Linked DNA regions of Homo sapiens: region 1 is linked to region 2. Evidence: read pairs that join two places in POLR2A ChIA-PET (ENCODE). Cell type or tissue: Caco-2. All regions are shown on one strand. Links, peaks and the distances in the headings refer to the core of each region. The heading gives the core; the rest is flanking DNA. Region 1 holds the start of KIF2C (kinesin family member 2C). Region 2 overlaps EIF2B3 (eukaryotic translation initiation factor 2B subunit gamma).

Evidence for each region. ChIA-PET counts read pairs that join two places held together with the same protein. Peaks named below come from ENCODE experiments on the same cell type or tissue, not always from the same donor. Only the 100,000 strongest peaks of a DNase experiment are listed, where the experiment ranks them.
Region 1: POLR2A ChIA-PET joins it to region 2 with 13 read pairs; 2 of 35 experiments call an interaction of 5 or more read pairs at or near these places.

Annotation. Positions count from the first base shown.
Region 1 is chr1:44,735,263-44,743,595 of GRCh38, forward strand. It overlaps KIF2C (kinesin family member 2C), which reads left to right and starts at 4,575. Exons shown (of 21, transcript NM_006845.4): 1 at 4,575-4,740; 2 at 5,651-5,745. The coding sequence starts at 4,671. RefSeq lists an enhancer at 4,226-4,395. In Caco-2, for the core only: no CTCF peak of the experiment used is centred there; DNase peaks (open chromatin) are centred at 4,449 and 4,918; H3K4me3 peaks cover 1,891 bases.
Region 2 is chr1:44,924,181-44,932,513 of GRCh38, forward strand. EIF2B3 (eukaryotic translation initiation factor 2B subunit gamma) reads right to left here. Exons shown (of 12, transcript NM_020365.5): 5 at 2,448-2,559. It also overlaps the pseudogene RNA5SP47. Among named protein-coding and RNA genes, the nearest start is that of EIF2B3, 58 kb to the right of the region's middle. In Caco-2, for the core only: no CTCF peak of the experiment used is centred there; no DNase peak of the experiment used is centred there.

The DNA of each region.
Region 1 (8,333 bases), core at 161-8,160, 190 kb before region 2:
ATCTCAGCTCACTGCAACCCCGCCTCCCGGGTTCAAGCAATTATCCTGCCTCAGCCCCCAAGTAGCTGGGACTATAGTCATGTGCCACCACACCCGGTTAATTTTTTGGATTTTTATTAGAGACGGGGTTTCACTGTGTTAGCCAGGACGGTCTAGATCTCCTGACCTCGGGATCCACCTGACTCAGCCTCCCAAAGTGTTGGGATTACAGGCGTGAGCCACCGCGCCCGGCCTTTTTTTTTTTTGAGATAGAGTCTCTGTCACCTAGGCTGTAGTGCAGTGGTGTGATCTCAGCTCACTGCCACTTGCAACTCCCGCCTTCTGGGTTCAGGTGATTCCTGTGCCTCAGCCTCCCAAGTAGCTGGGATTACAGTCTTGTGCCATCACACCCAGCTAATTTTTATATTTTTAGTAGAGACAGCGTTTCACTATGTTGGCCAGACTGGTCTTGAACTCCTGGCCTCAAGTTATTCTCCTGCCTCAGCCTCCCAAAGTGCTGGGATTACAGGTGTGAATCACCACAGCTGGCCCACCTTCTTTTTTTTTTTTTTGAAACAGGGTCTCATTCTGTTCCCCAGGCTCAAGCGCAGCTGCACGATCATAGCACACTGCGGCCTCGAACTCCCCAGGCCCAGGTGATCCTCCCACCTCAGCCTCCTGAGTAGCCAGGACTACAGGCATGTGCCACCACACCCAGCTAATTTTTGTATTTTTTGCAGAGATGGGGGTCTCACTGTGTCACCCAGGGTGGTCTGGATCTACTGAGCTCAAGCAATCTGCCTGTCTTGGCCTCCCAAAGTGTTGGGATTACAGGTATGAGCCACTGCATCCAACTTAGTCCATTTTCTGTTGCTATAACAAAATACTGGAGACTGGGTAATTTATAATGAACATAAATTTATTTCATTCATGGTTCTGGAGGCTGAGAAGTCCAAGAGCATGGTGCTTGGATCTTGTGAGGGCCTTTTTGCTGCATTATAACATGGCAGAGAGCAATAACATAGTGACAGGGCAAGAGCGTGTCAGCTCAAGTCTCTCTTCTTCTTCTTATAAAGCTACCAATTCCATCACAGGGCCCCATCCTGATGACTTTATTAATCCTAATTACCTCCCAAAGGCCCCACCTCCAAATGCCATCAATATGTGAATTGGGGGATTAAGTTTCCAGCACATAAAATTTGGGGGACTCATTCAAACCACAGCATATCCCTAAACAATATTCCATCTATTCTTGTCTCTCTAGTCTGGTTCTCACCCTCAATAGTTCACCAAGACTGCACAAGGTCAGCAATGACTTAGGTGCTAATAAATCCAAAGGATACTAGAATGTCCTCATCTTATTTGGCCTCTTGAGTAGCTCTTCAGAGTTACTTTCACCTTCTTCATTCCATCCCTTGACTTCTAAGGAACTCCCCCCAACTCTTTTGTTTTCTTCATCCCTTCAAACCACCCTAATCCCATCTCCTTTGCTGGCTCCTCCTCCCCTGCCCTACCTCAAAATATTGGCAAGTCCCATGGCTCAATTATACATGTTCCTCTCATCTCCATCTATATTCTTTTCCTAGATAGTATTCAGCTCATGACTCCAAATACCATCTACATAATGCAGACTGCCAAATCTCAATCTCTTGCTTTGACCTCTACCTTAGCTCCCAGTTTGTATATCCAACTGCTCAGTTGACACCTACACTCAGATGTCTTGTAGACATCTCAAATTCAAAATGAACAAAATGAAACCCTGGACTTAACCCCCAACTCATTCCTTCACAATCCCACTTTCCCTTTTCAGGACATGGTCCATCATCCAGCCAGGTGCTCTAGCCAGAAACCAGGAGTCATCCATGACCACCCCTGTCATTCACATCCAACTCATCAGCAAAACCCATTCACTTCACTTCCCAAACATGGGGTATCTTGAATCAGTTCTTTCAGCCATACTTCCAATCCAGTATCACTACCCTGGCCTATGCCAGCATAATCTCTTGCCTACTAAGCGGTCTCTGCCTTCTGTCTTGCCCCTTTCAAATCTACTCTCCACACAATAGCAAGTTTGACTGACATAAAAGTAAAATGTAGGCTGGGCGCAGTGGCTCACACCTGTAATCCCAGCACTTTAGGAGGCCGAGGTGGGCGGATCACCTGAGGTCGGGAGTTCACGACCAGCCTGACCAACATGGTGAAACCCCGTCTCTACTAAAAATACAAAATTAGCCGGGCATGATGGTGCATCTCTGTAATCCCAGTTACTTTGGAGGCTGAGGCAGGAGAATTGCTTGAACCTGGGAGGCAGAGGTTGTGGTGAGCCGAGATCGCACCATTGCACTCCAGCCTGGGCAACAAGAGTGAAATTCTGTCTCAAAAAAAAAAAAAAAAAAAAGTAAAATGTAAATCAGATCATGTTAGTCCCCTGCTTAAAACTTTTCAATGACTTCTCATTAGCATAAAAGCCAAAATTATTACTACAGGCCACAAGATGCTCTATGATTTTGCCCCTCCCCACCTCTTCAACTTCTTCTGATGCTCCTCTCCCCCACTGCCTTCCAGTCATCAGTTCTTCAAACAAGACCTTTCCTGGCCAGGCACAGTGGTTCATGCCTGTAATACCAGCATTTTGGGAGGCTGAGGCAGGCAGATCGTCAAGAACAGGAGGCCGGGCTTGGTGGTTCACACATGTAATCCTAGCACTTTGGGAGGTTAAGGAGGGAGGATCTTTGAGCCCAGGAGTTCAAGACCAGCCTGGGCAACATAGCAAGACACTGTCTCTAATTAAAAAAAAAAAAAACCTCTCCCTTTCCCCCTCCCCCTCTCCCCGGTCTCCCTCTGATGCCAAGCCGAGGCTGAACTGTACTGCCGCCATCTCGACTCACTGCAGCCTCCCTGCCTGATTCTCCTGCCTCAGCCTGCCGAGTGCCTGGGATTGCAGGCGCGCGCCGCCGCACCTGACTGGTTTTCGTATTTTTTGGTGGAGATGGGGTTTCACCGTGCTGGCCGGGCTGGTCTCCAGCTCCTGACCGCGAGTGATCTGCCAGCCCTGGCCTCCCGAGGTGCCGGGATTGCAGACGGAGTCTCGCTCACTCAGTGCTCAATGTTGCCCAGGCTGGAGTGCGGTGGCGTGATCTCGGCTCGCTACAACCTCCACCTCCCAGCCGCCTGCCTTGGCCTCCCAAAGTGCCGAGATTGCAGCCTCTGCTCGGCCGCCACCCGGTCTAGGAAGTGAGGAGCGTCTCTTCCCGGCCGCCCATCGTCTGGGATGTGGGGAGCGCCTCTGCCCCGCCGCGACCCCGTCTGGGAACTGAGGAGTGTCTCTGCCCCGCCGCCACCCTGTCTGGGAGGTGAGGATCGTCTCTGACTGGCCGCCCCGTCTGAGAAGTGAGGAGCCACTCTGCCCGGCAGCCGCCCCGTCCGGGAGATGAGGAGCGTCTCCTCCCGGCAGCCGCCCCGTCCAGGAGGTGGGGGGAAAGCCCCCGACCGGCCAGCCGCCCCGTCTGGGAGGTGGGGGGCAGCCCCCTCCCAGCCGCCGCCCTGTCTGGGAGGTGGGGGGGGGGGGCGCCTCTGCCCGGCTGCCCCATTTGGGAAGTGAGGAGCCCCTCTGCCCCGCCGCCACCCCATCTGGGAGGTGTACCCAATAGCTCATTGAGAACGGGCCATGATGACGATGGCGGTTTTGTCGAATAGAAAAGGGGGAAATGTGGGGAAAAGAAAGAGAGATCAGATTGTTACTGTGTCTGTGTAGAAAGAAGTAGACATAGGAGACTCCATTTTGTTCTGTACTAAGAAAAATTCTTTTGCCTTGGGATGCTGTTAATCTATAACCTTACCCCCAACCCCGTGCTCTCTGAAACATGTGCTGTGTCCACTAAGGGTTAAATGGAAAAAAAAAAAAAGGAGGACAGGAACTATGTGTCTAGTTCATTATCTCCATTTCCTGGTACCATGCCTAGCAGGTGGTAGACTTCACTCAATAAATATCTGGTGAATCAGTGTCTTTCTGGAAATTTATACATAACTCCTTGAATGAGGCAACATGCTTCTGCACTATTTAATAAGAAAAACTAAGTCAAGTTTCTAATCTGTGGTTTTGTTTTGCTTTGAGAACAGGGTCTTGGCTATGTTGCCCTGTCTGGTCTCGAACTTCTGATCTCGAGCGATCACTCCCACCTCTCCCTTCCTAAGTGTTGGGATTAACAGGAGTGAGCCACCGCGCCCGGCCAAGTCTCCAACTTGCTCGAGGTCACTGAACTTGCAATTGAAGAAGCTACGATTCGAACCCATGTCTGTAGGATCCCAGAGCCCTCATTGTCAAATACATACTGAAGTTTCCCAGTTTTCGGGAACCCCGCAGTACAAGGTGACCGAGGACAATACCAGAAATGGGAGCCCCAGACCCCACGTAGCGGCGAAGTTCCCAGAAGGCACAGCGCTCGGGGGTGTGGCCAGACGCATGGGCGGTGCCAAGCGTAGGAAGATGGTTGGGAACTGCGTCTCCCCCAAGGCTCCGCAGGGCGCCGCTGACTGGCGGAAGCGAGGGCGGGGACAGCGGAATGACGTTTTAAGGACGCTTGCGCGCGGGATTTAAACTGCGGCGGTTTACGCGGCGTTAAGACTTCGTAGGGTTAGCGAAATTGAGGTTTCTTGGTATTGCGCGTTTCTCTTCCTTGCTGACTCTCCGAATGGCCATGGACTCGTCGCTTCAGGCCCGCCTGTTTCCCGGTCTCGCTATCAAGATCCAACGCAGTAATGGTGAGGAGCGGGGTCCCTAGGTCAAGGGGACTCGTGAGCGGTGAGACGACTGAAATTACTGCCCGTCCCCGGACACACAGATGGGCTTTCACTCTCTTTCTCTCCCTCCCTCCTTTTCACACGCACTCACTCCGGGTCTCTGCACTGGCAGTCATTCTTGCCTACACAGGGGTGAGAGTCCCTGCGCTGTACGTGGTCCCTTTCGCAGTCCTCTGGGAGTGGGCGGACCTTCTCCAAGGCTGGTAGACCTCCCAGGGAAGTTGGGACTTCTAAATTCACTTCCCTTCCAAAATTCTCCCCTGAAAATGCCCTGCTCTTATGGGGACCTCGGTCTCCTGGCCCCTTTACTCTCGAATAAATATTGCGCAGTTGCGGTATGTCAGGTAAACGGGACAGACAAGAACCCTGCGCTTGAGGAGCTTGTAGTCGTTCTCTCTTTTGCTTAAGCAGGTACCGCAGTTCTGGCAGGTCTGATACCCGTGTCATTAGGGAAATGGACAGATATGACCGCCAGAAATGAGTTAGGAAAACCCCAAAAGGGCCAGATCCTCAATGCTATGTTGAGGAAAAGTTCATCTAAGGGTTGTGGGGAATCCTGTGCTCAAACATACCTTTTGTATGTTCTCTTTTGTAGGCTCTATCTCTCTTTTTTTGTAGGCTCTCTTGAGTAGGGGTGAATCCTTATCCCATGCAGCTCAGTTTAAAAACCTGTCCCCAGCCCACCTCACTGTGGATATTCTAAAGGTGAAGCCCAGGAGATTTATTTGTTTCTCTTAGTTTTTTTTTTTTTTTTTTTTAAGGTAGCTGCCTGTTCCTTCAGGTTAACTCCACTTTGGGAATCTCTGTGGAATCCTAAAAGTGAAGCTCTCAGGAAAGAGATGGGTAACTCTGGTTTTTTCATACTTTATAGGTTTAATTCACAGTGCCAATGTAAGGACTGTGAACTTGGAGAAATCCTGTGTTTCAGTGGAATGGGCAGAAGGAGGTGCCACAAAGGGCAAAGAGGTAGGTTCTATGAGAATTCCTCTACCACATTTAATGTCTTCCTACATAAAGGATCTGTGCAGAAGTGGAATCTGTGAGAGCCTAGTTTCTGATGCTGTGCTCTTCTCACTCACGCCTGTAATCCCAGAACTTTGGGAGGCTGAGACGGGCAGATCACCTGATGTCAGGAGTTCGAGACCATCCTGGCCAACATGGCGAAACCTGTCTCTACTGAAAATACAAAAATTAGCCAGTCGTGGTAGTGCATGCCTGTAATCCCAACTACTTGGGAGCCTGAGGCAGGAGAACTGCTTGAACCTGGGAGGCGGAGGTTGCAGTGAGCCGAAACTGTGCCGCTGCACTCCAGCCTGGGTGACAGTGAGAATCTGTCTCAAAAAAAAAAAAAAAAAAAAATTGGCTGGGTGCGGTGGCTCTTGCCTCTAATCCCGACACTTTGAGAGGCCTGGTCTGGAGGATTGCTTGAGCTCAGGAGTTCGAGACCAGCCTGGGAAAAATGTTGAGACCTTGTCTCTACAAAAAAATTAAAAATTATCAGGGTGTGGTGGCTCACGCCTGTGGTTCCAGCTACTCGGGAAGCTGAGGTGGGAGGATTGATTTAGCCTGGGAGGTTGAGGCTGCACTGAACCATGATCGAGCCACTGCACTCTGGCCTGGGCGACAGAGTGAGACCTTTCCTCAAAAAATAAAAATGGTCTTCTTGGCTGGGCACAGTGGCTCACATGTATAATCCCAGCACTTTGGGAGGCCGAGGTGGGCAGATCGCTTTGAGCTCAGCAGTTCAAGACCAGGCTGGGCAACATGACAAAACCTCATTTCTACAAAAAATACAAAAAACATTAGCCGGGCATGGTGGTGCATGCCTGTGGTCCCAGCTGCTCTGGAGGCTGAGGCTGGAGAATTGCTGGAGTCTGGGAAAGCACAGGTTTCAGTGAGCTGAAATTGCACCACTGCTCTCCAGCCTCCTGGGCAACAGAATGAGGACTTGTCTCAAAAAAAAAAAAAAAAAAAAAAAGAATGGTCCCCTTCCAGATGCATTGGGATTTTATTTAGTCAGGTCCATTCTAAATTGAAGCAATCAATAATTTTCTGGGTTTTTTTTGTTTGTTTGTTTGTTTGTTTTGAGACAGAGTCTCACTCTGTCACCCAGGCTGGAGTGCAGTGGCGAGATCTCAGCTCACTGCAAGCTCCGCCTCCCGGGTTCACGTCATTCTCCTGCCTCAGCCTCCCGAGTAACTGGTACTACAGGTGCCCGCCACTACGCCCGGCTAATTTTTTGTATTTTTAGTAGAGATGGGGTTTCACTGTGTTAGCCGGGATGGTCTCGATCTCCTGACCTCGTGATCCGCCTGCCTCTGCCTCCCAAAGTGCTGGGATTACAGGCGTGAGCCACCATGCCCGGCTCTGGTATGTTTGTAGAAAGCAAACTGCAGCCAGGCGCAGTGGCTCATGCCTGTAATCCCAGCACTTTGGGAGGCCGAGGTGGGCGGATCACTTGAGATCAGGAGTTTGAGACCAGCCTGGCCAACATAGCGAAACCCCCATCTCTACTAAAAATACAAAAATTAGCTGGGTGTGGTGGCACGGGCCTGTAATCCCAGCTACTTGGGAAGCTGGGGCAGGAGGATCACATGAACCTGGGAGGCAGAGGTTGCAGTGAGCTGAGATCATGCCACTGCACTCCAGCCTGGGCAACAGAGTGAAACTTCGTCTCAAAAAAAAAAAAAAAAAAACAAACTGCACAGAATTTTAGGTTTTAGAAAACTTTGCTTGCCCAAGCTAGGTTCTGCATGCACACTACCTGTGATATCAGTTTGGTGAATGAAATCAATAACCTGGTTGAGGAGACAAAAAGACGTTTCTGAATCACCAACTAACCAACTAACAGAAGACAACTTGTGATGAATGGCACAGATGAGCATTGCTAGAGCAGCTCAGAGGTGGAAACTTGCTGAGAATGGGCTGGGCTTAGAGGGTGGAGTGTGAAGGCTTAGCTGAAGCAGCAAGATGGCACACATGGGGACCATGAAGAAGCTGGCCACGAGCAGTGCAGGGCCCAGGATGCTTGGCAGCCGCAAAACAGCTGAAAAAGGAGACAAAGGTCTTCATGTCTGGCACTGAGCTGGTTAGGTTTTCTTCTGTAGGCAGTGGGGAACCTTGGAAGGATTTTGAGGAGAGCACTGTGACTAAGACATTTCTGTTCTAGTGGCATTGTGGTGTAGTGAAAAGGTCACTGGGCTAGGAGTATGAAAACCTGGATTCTAGTCTGGCTCTGCCACTGCTTTGTGTTCTCAGGCATGTTTCTGCCCCTCTTCGAAGTTTAGTTTCCTCATCTATAAAGTGAGGATGATAATAATGTCTACCTCACAGGGTTGTTGTGAGGATTTACTCAGCACATTTTTTGGACTGCTTCCAAAATGCTAGACACTTATTGGGTGCTAGGGATACAGAGGTGAAGGAGACAGACTCTTGGACTCTCTTCCATGGAGCTTAATAAAATAATACATGTAGCTGGGCACAGTACCTGTAATCTCAGCACTTTGGGAGGCTGAGGCAGGAGGACCTCTTGAGGCCAGGAGTTTGAGTCCATC
Region 2 (8,333 bases), core at 187-8,186:
CCCCCCGCCTAGGCCTCCCAAAGTGCTGGGATTACAGGCGTGAGCCACCGCGCCCAGCCAGAGATTCTAATTTCTTAAACGATTTTCTTTTTTACCTAGATCACTGATATCTCAGACCATTCCTCTTTGTCAATAATTTGATTTTCAGTGGTGTCTATGCCATTCTTTAGCTATTTTAAAATTTATTAACTCTGTAATAATTTAATCCTTTTTTTGTTTGTTTGTTTTTGTTTGTTTTTTGAGACCGAGTCTCACTCTGTCGCCCAGCGCAATCTAGGCTCACTGCAACCCCTGACTCTTGGGTTCAAGCAATTCTCCTGCCTCAGCCTCCCAAGTAGCTGGGACTACAGGCACATGCCACCACGCCTGGCTAATTTTTGTATTTTTAGTAGAGACGGGGTTTCACTGTGTTAGCCAGGATAGTCTCGATCTCCCGACCTTGTGATCCACCTGCCTCTGCCTCCCAAAGTGCTGGAATTACAGGCGTGAGCCACCATGCCTGGCCAATCCTCTTTTTTTTGGTTCTATAATATCCTCTTTTTTATCATCTCATTACTGAACTTTTATTTATTAAATTCATGTTGTAATAAGTAGTTTTATGGTTATACAGTTGCATAGTTTTAAGAAAATTTCTTCTGTTTCTTGAGTTATATTCTTTTCAGGATAGCTTCTTTGTCTTTTACGGGACATTTTTCTTGCTTTCATTTTGTTTTCTGTAGTATATTTGTACAGCTGACATTCTGATTCTTTTGAGCTTACTCATGCTTGAGTCATGGCTCTGCCCAGATGTTTTATTTGTTTTGATATAACATAAATGAATTCTCTTTTCCTTCTGTATCTGAGACCAGCTACCATGTAAGTACTGGTGTGGAGAAACTGGGGCTCTTATGCACTGTTGGTGGGATTGTAAAATAGTGAAAATGCCATGGAAACAGTATGTAGTTTCCTCAAAAAATTAAACATCATAGTTCTCTACCATATGATCCAGTAATCCCACTTCTAAATATATATCCAAAAGAACTGAAAGCAAGGTCTTGAAGAGATGTCTGTACACCCACGTTCACTGCAGCACTATTCACAATAGCCAAGAGGTGGCAGCAACTCAAATGTCTGTCAGAAGATAAATGGATGACAAAATGTGGCTACATACATACAACGGAGTATTATTCAGCCTTAAAAAAAACGAAATCCGTTATATGCTACGGCATGGACAAACCTTGAGGACATTATGCTAAGTAAAATTAGCCAGTCACAAAAAGACCAATATTGTATGATTTCACTTAGATATTTAAAGTAGAATCGTGGGTAGCAAGGCCTTGCGGGGAGAAAAAAATGGGGAGGGGAGCTGTTGTTTGATAGGTATAGAATTTCAGATTTGCAAGATGAAAGTTCTCGAGATCTGTTTCACCACAATGTGAACACATTTAACACTACTCAACTGTTCACTTAAAAATGGCCACTTAGGGCTGGGCACGGTGGCTCACTCCTGTAATCCCCAGCACTTTGGGGGCTGAGGCGGGTGGACTACGGGTCAGGAGTTCAATACCAGCCCAGCCAATATGGTGAAACCCCGTATCTACTAAAAATACAAAAATTAGCTGGGTGTGGTGGCACATGCCTGTAGTCCCAGCTGCTTGGGAGGCTGAGGCAGGAGAATCGCTTGAACCTGGGAGGCGGAGGTTACAGTGAGCCAAGATTGCACCATTGCATTCCAGCCTGGGCAACAGAGCAAGACTCCCTCTCCAAAAAAAAAGGCCACTTAGAATGGGCCGCACGGTGGCTCACGCCTGTAATCCTAGCACTTTGGGGGGCCGAGGTGGGCGGATCACTTGAGGTCAGGAGCTAGAGACCAGCCTGGCCAACATGGTGAAACTCCGTCTCTACTAAAAATACAAAAATTAGCTGGGCGTGGTGGCGCATACCTGTAATCCCAGCTACTCAGGAGGCTGAGGCAGGAGAATCACTTGAACCCAGGAGGCAGAGGTCGCAGTGAGCCAAGATTGCACCACTGTACTCCAGCCTGGGTGACAGAGTGAGACTCAGTCTCAAAAAACTTAAAACAAAAACCAAAGCCAAACCAAACCAAACCAAAACAAAACAAAAAAACAAAGGTTACAATGGTACATTTTATGTCATGTGTTTTTTTTACCACTTTTTTTTTTAAAGGGGATTTATAACACTGTCAGAAAGACAGTCCTGTTCTCCTCACAGCTGCTTTGCTTTACTCTTTTGCAGGATTTGGCTCTACCTTGGCAAGAAAAGACAGGGAAACAGGCTTATGCAGTGAAGAAAAGCCTTCATCCTGTCTCATGGGAAAAATATTCACATACTTTTGTCAATTTCACACAGTATAGTCTAGTTTTCATTCCCTCTTTCCCATCCACTGGGTGGTTTTATTTTGTTTTAAGACAAGGAGAATTGCCAGAAGAAAAAACCCTAGGGCTTACTTCTGTAGGATGGATCCCTTAATGACCAGCTCTTCATCCAAGTCTGCTTCATTAGCCATGAAGAGCAGCCTCTTTCCTGTGCTGTCCACTCCAATGAAGTCACGCTGCTCCACTGAATCATACAAAAGAAAAAAAAAATCAAATAAAGCCATTTGCCCTGCCTGTATGAATACACCAGGGAACACAGTATCTGCTCAGTGCTCTTGGAAACAACACAGGATTGAAGGGTGGGTGCAGTGGCTCACGCCTGTAATCCCAAGACTTTGGGAGGCCAAGGTGGGTGGATCACCTGGGGTCAGGACTTTGAGACCAGCCTGGCCAACATGGCGAAAGACTGTCTCTACTAAAAATACAAAAATTAGCCGAGTGTGGTGTTACGCCCTGTAGTCCCAGCTGCTTGGGAGGCTGAGGCAGGAGAATTACTTGAACCCGGGAGGTGGAGGTTGCAGTGAGCTGAGATCGTGCCACTGTAGTGCACTCCAGCTTGGGTGACAGAGTGAGATTCCATCTCAAAAAAAAAAAACAGGATTGAGATGAGAGAGGAGCTATAATAAGTGCGTTAGGCCATTTTGCGTTACTATAAAGAATCTGCAACTAGGTAATTTACAAAGAAAGATTTATAATTTATAATTGTCTCATGGTTCTGCAGGGTATACAGGAAGCATACAGGAGGTTTCTGGGGAAGCCTCAGGGAACTTTTTACTCATGGCAGAAGGTAAAGCGAGAGCAGGCTGGTCACATGGCAAGAGAGGGAATAAGAGAGAGCTGGGGGAGAGATGCCATACACCTTTAAATGAGAACTCACTCACTATCACAAGAACAGCACCAAGCCATGAGGGATCCGCACCCATGACCCAAACACCTCCCACCAGGCCCTACCTCCAACACTGGGGATTACATTTCAACAAGAGATTTGGGGGAACATCCAAACTATACCAATGAGTGTCCTATAGCACATGCCATGGTGTTTAAAACATAGGTGATCAAATTTGTTTTGTACTGCTCTAAAGGATATTATTAATTGGTGACGTTTAAACAAGGTCTGTATGTTAAAGTATGGTACCAATGTAATTTCCTGTTTTGAGAGACTATCATTTTTGGAGGAGAGGGAGGAAATACTTATTGACGTATTTAAAGGCAAAGGAAAATCATATCTGCAACTTATTCTCAGATAGCTCAGAAAATAATAATCATATATATTATATTATGTATGCATTATATATATTGAATATATATTACAAAGAAAGAGAGAGTGGCTGGGCAGTGGTTCCTGCCTGTAATTCCAGCACTTTGGGAGGCTGAGGCAGAAGCATCACTTGAGCCCAGGAATTCAAGATCAGCCTGGGCAACACTGCAAGACCTCATCTCTACAAATAATAAAAAAATTAGCTGGGCATGGTGGCATGCACCTATAGTGAGGAAGCTGAGGCAGGGGGATCCCTTTAGCCTGGGAGGCTAAGGCTGCAGTGAGCCATGACTGCTGTACTGCACTCCAGCTCGGGTGACAGACCAAGACCTTCTCTCAGAAATAAATAGGCCGGGCATGGTGGCTCACACCTGTAATCCCAGCACTTTGGGAGGCCAAGGCAGGTGGATCACCTGAGGTCAGGAGTTCCAGACCAGCCTGGCCAACATGGTGAAACTCGTCTCTACTAAAAATAAAAAAATCAGCTGCCGAGTGTGGTGGCAGGCGCCTGTAATCCCAGGTACTTGGGAGGCTGAGGCAGGAGAATCACTTGTACCTGGGAGGCAGAGGCTGCAGTGAGCTGAGATCACACCACTGCACTCCAGCCTGGGCGACAGAGTGAGACTCCATCTCAATAAATAAATTAATTAATTAAGTAAAGTTACTTTATTTATTTAGGGCGCTTCGTTTTTTTTTTTTTTAAAGAATTTTCTCTCTGCAAATAATAACCTAGGTCTTCTTACTGTGAAAATGGGAATAATATTATTTAAAGTCATCCACATTCAACCAACATTAACTACAGGCAGTAGATTCTATGCTATGTATAGTCTATATTTTATTATGTGTGAAGAGGTCTTGGTAGACAGTGATCTTACAGGCTGCTATATTATTGCTATTTTCTATGTCATACTTCTCTTCCCCGACTAGATTATAAACTTTTCAAAGGCAGGCTTCTGATTCTTTTCTATCTCCCATAACATCTAGTACAGTGTTACATACTTAATAATATGTGCTACTAACATCTGTACAGTATCTATAGCTTACAGAAACATTTTCTCATAGTGACAAAATAGCAGAATGATTAAGAACAGAACTTCTGGAGCCAGACTGCCTAGGTATGAATCCCAGCTCAGCCAATTACCAGTTTATGTTAGAGCAAGTTACTTAACCTCTCTTCCTCAGTTTCATCTATAAAATGGGGATAATAATAGTGTTTGTCTCACAGGTTTATTATGCAGAATAAGTGAATTAATATTTGTAAAGAATTTATAATAGTGTTATTAACTAAAACATTAAATAAAATGTTAAGTTTAAAAATTAAACAAAATACACCCTCTAATTTAATCCTCACAACAACCACATAAAGCAATGCCTCAATACCTCTTTACATAGGAGAAACAGAAAGTTTAGCTCTAGGAAAAATGAGATCTGTAAAGATGAATTTGCTTCCTACTGACAGACAATGGCTGCTAAATAACAGAATATGTTTCGCTGTTGGCTAAAGCTGCCTGTATACCTATAACCAAATATATGATTCAATTGTACAATACGTTTAGCTCAGGTACTTGAAAGTATTCAAGATCACCAATCAGATGGTCTCTGGTCATCTTATATGCAGTGTTTTAATATAAATGAGGAAAAACAATTATAAAAAATTATATGTTGGGGTTTTTTAGTTCAATAACCAAATGAAATCCAAAAAAGGAAGAGCAAATGCTGCCAATCTGAAGCTAAATTTTGCAGAGAATTTCAAATGCCACATAGCAGCTTAGACATATATCAACTTATACATTACATGGAAACTTGAGAATGTAACAAAGTCTGTAAGGGTCTCATTATGAGCCAGCCATTTAACAAAAGAAACACGGAGATGTTATTTTTGGATATAATTTGGAATGCTTCCCCTACTCAAGTCCTAAGGCTCACAGAAACCTTGAATCACTGATGTCCTGGGAGCAATAATTTCCAGCCAGCCAATTTTTCAGCTATGTTGCACTTTAGTCATTTTTCTCTCCCTCTCAGACCCTCCACCTTGTATTGCTTCTTTGCAGCTATTACAGTAACTGGGACTTCAGAATGTGATACAAATTATAGAAACTTGGAAAGGTTTCTTTCTGTTCTGCTTTAGCAAAATAGGAATTTCACTTTGGGAGCAGAGCAGGTAATTGTAGAATGTCTTCCTAAGAAGAAAGGCTACACAAACTTAAGAAAGCAGACAAAACTGAACTTCTATTAAAAAAAAAGTCCGTCATATTCAAGTATTCACGTTTTTTTCCCTAGTTGATTTTTACTTTTCTGACTGATTCTTCTGTCTCATCTACAGGCATTTTGCTTATCCATTCATTCATTGATTCATTCATTCTACCAATAAATATCTTTGTACACCTACCCTATGGTAGGTGCTATGTCTAGAGTTAGGAATTCCAACTCATTTTATAAGGCCAGCATGATCCTGATGCCAAAACCAGGCAAGGATATTATGAGAAAGGAACAGGCAAATTTACTCATTAGCAAGTCAAAATAGTATGTCGAGTAGATTAAAAAGGGTCACAAACTTGTTGGAGCTCCTCCTATCCAAAGGTAAGGTTAGTTCCCTATCCTTTATATCTGGGCTTGCTCCATAACTAGCTTTGAACTAACAGAGCGCAGCAGCTGAAGTGACAGTGTGTGTTTTGAGTTTAGACTTCAAGAGACTTTGTAGCCTCTGCTGTCATGCTTAGAACCTGCTGCTGCTACCTTGTAAACAAGCCTGGGCTAACCCCCTGGATGGTAAGAGACTAGATGAAAAGAAAAATCCAGCTGTCAAGGCTGAGGCTCTCCCTATATATTTTTTTTCTTTTTTTTGGAGGTGCAGTCTTGCTCTGTCGCCCAGGCTGGAGTGCAGTGGTGCAACCTTGGCTCACTGCAACCTCCGCCTCTCGGGTTCAAGCAATTCTCCTGCCTCAACCTCCCAAGTAGCTGGGACCACAGGCATGTGCTACCATGTCCAGCTAATTTTTGTATTTTTAGTAGAGACGGGGTTTTGCCATGTTGGCCAGGCTGGTCTCGAACTCCTGACCTCAGGTGATCCACCCACCTCCCAAAGTGCTGGGATTACAGGTGTGAGCCACTGTGCCCAACCAAGGCTCTATACATATTAATGAGCCCAGTTACAGGAGACTAAGATAAGAATGATAGTTGCCTCCTGGTATTCACATTCTTGTATATCCCTTCTTGAATGTGGGCTGGCCTAGTGACTTGCTTCTAACCAACAGAACGTGGCAAAGGTAATAAAATGTTACTTCTATAATTAGGTTACATAAGATTGTGACTTCTGTCTTTCTAGAAGAGTTTCTCCCTTGCTGGCTTTGATGAAGTAAGTTTCCAAGTTGGAAAGGCCCAAGTGATAAAGAAAGGAGGGTAGCTTCTGGCCAACAGCATGGTGGAAACTGAGGTTCAGTCCAACAGTCCTAGGGAAATGAAATTCTCCCAATAACCAAGTAAGCTTGGAACCAAATCCCTTCCCAGTTGAGCCTTCAGATGAGACTCCAGCCCTAGCTGACATCTTGACTGCAGCCTTCTGAAAGACTGGTGGACCAGCTAAGTCATGCCTGGATTCTTGGCCCACAGTGTTGTTTTAAACTGTTAAATGTGTGGCAACTTTTATAAGTAATTAATTGTTAAAACACTAGCTGATATCACTTGAACAGAGATGAGCCATCTTGGCTACACTTAGGCCAAACTGCCAACCTACAGACTCATAAGCAAGTAAATGTTTGTTGTTTTAAGCCACTAGAGTTTACGAACATTTGTTATGTAGTAAAAACTAACACAACATGTAAAAGGATAATAAGCCATGACCGAGTTGGGTTTATCCCAGGTATCATCATCACATCATCAGAGAAAAATCATATACCACTTGATAGATGCAGAAAAAGCATCTGATAAAATTTATATCCTTAGGCCAAGAAGCTCCCAATAAACCAGAACTAGAAAGGAACTTTCTCAATCTGATAACAAGTACCTATAAAAATGTATAGTACGCTGGGCATGGTGGCTCACGCCTATAATCCCAGCACTTTGGGAGGCCAAGGCAGGTGGATCATTTGAGGCTAGGAGTTCAAGATCATCTCTGCTAACATGGCAAAACCTCATACCAAAACACAAATATTAGCTGGGCATGGTGGCACATGCTGGTAATCCCAGCTACTTGGGAGGTTGAAGCAGGAGAATTGCTTGAACCCAGGAGGCGGAGGTTGCAGTGAGCCAAGATTGTGCCACTGCCTTCTAGCCTGGACAACAGAGAGAGACTGTCTCAAAACGAACACACACACACACACACACACACCCCTATAGTAATAAACATCATTTTAACTGGAGAGATGTTGAAAATATTCCTTTTAAAATCAGGAATGAGAAAAGGGTGCCAACTAGCATCATTTGTACACATAATTTTATTGGAGGTCCTGGCCAGCACAGTAAGACAAGAAAAAGAAACCAGAAACTTAGACTACTGGGTGGGGGTGGGAAGTCTACAGCCATATCACCCTGAAGGCATCTGATCTCATCTGATCTATGCAGGGTCAGGCCTAGTTAGTACTTGCATGGAAGTCTGCTTAGGAATACCATGTGATAAACAAACAAACAAACAAACAAAAAACTATTGTGAGACCTTTGTCAAAGAATACAAAATTTCACTTAGGAGGAATAAGCTCATAAAG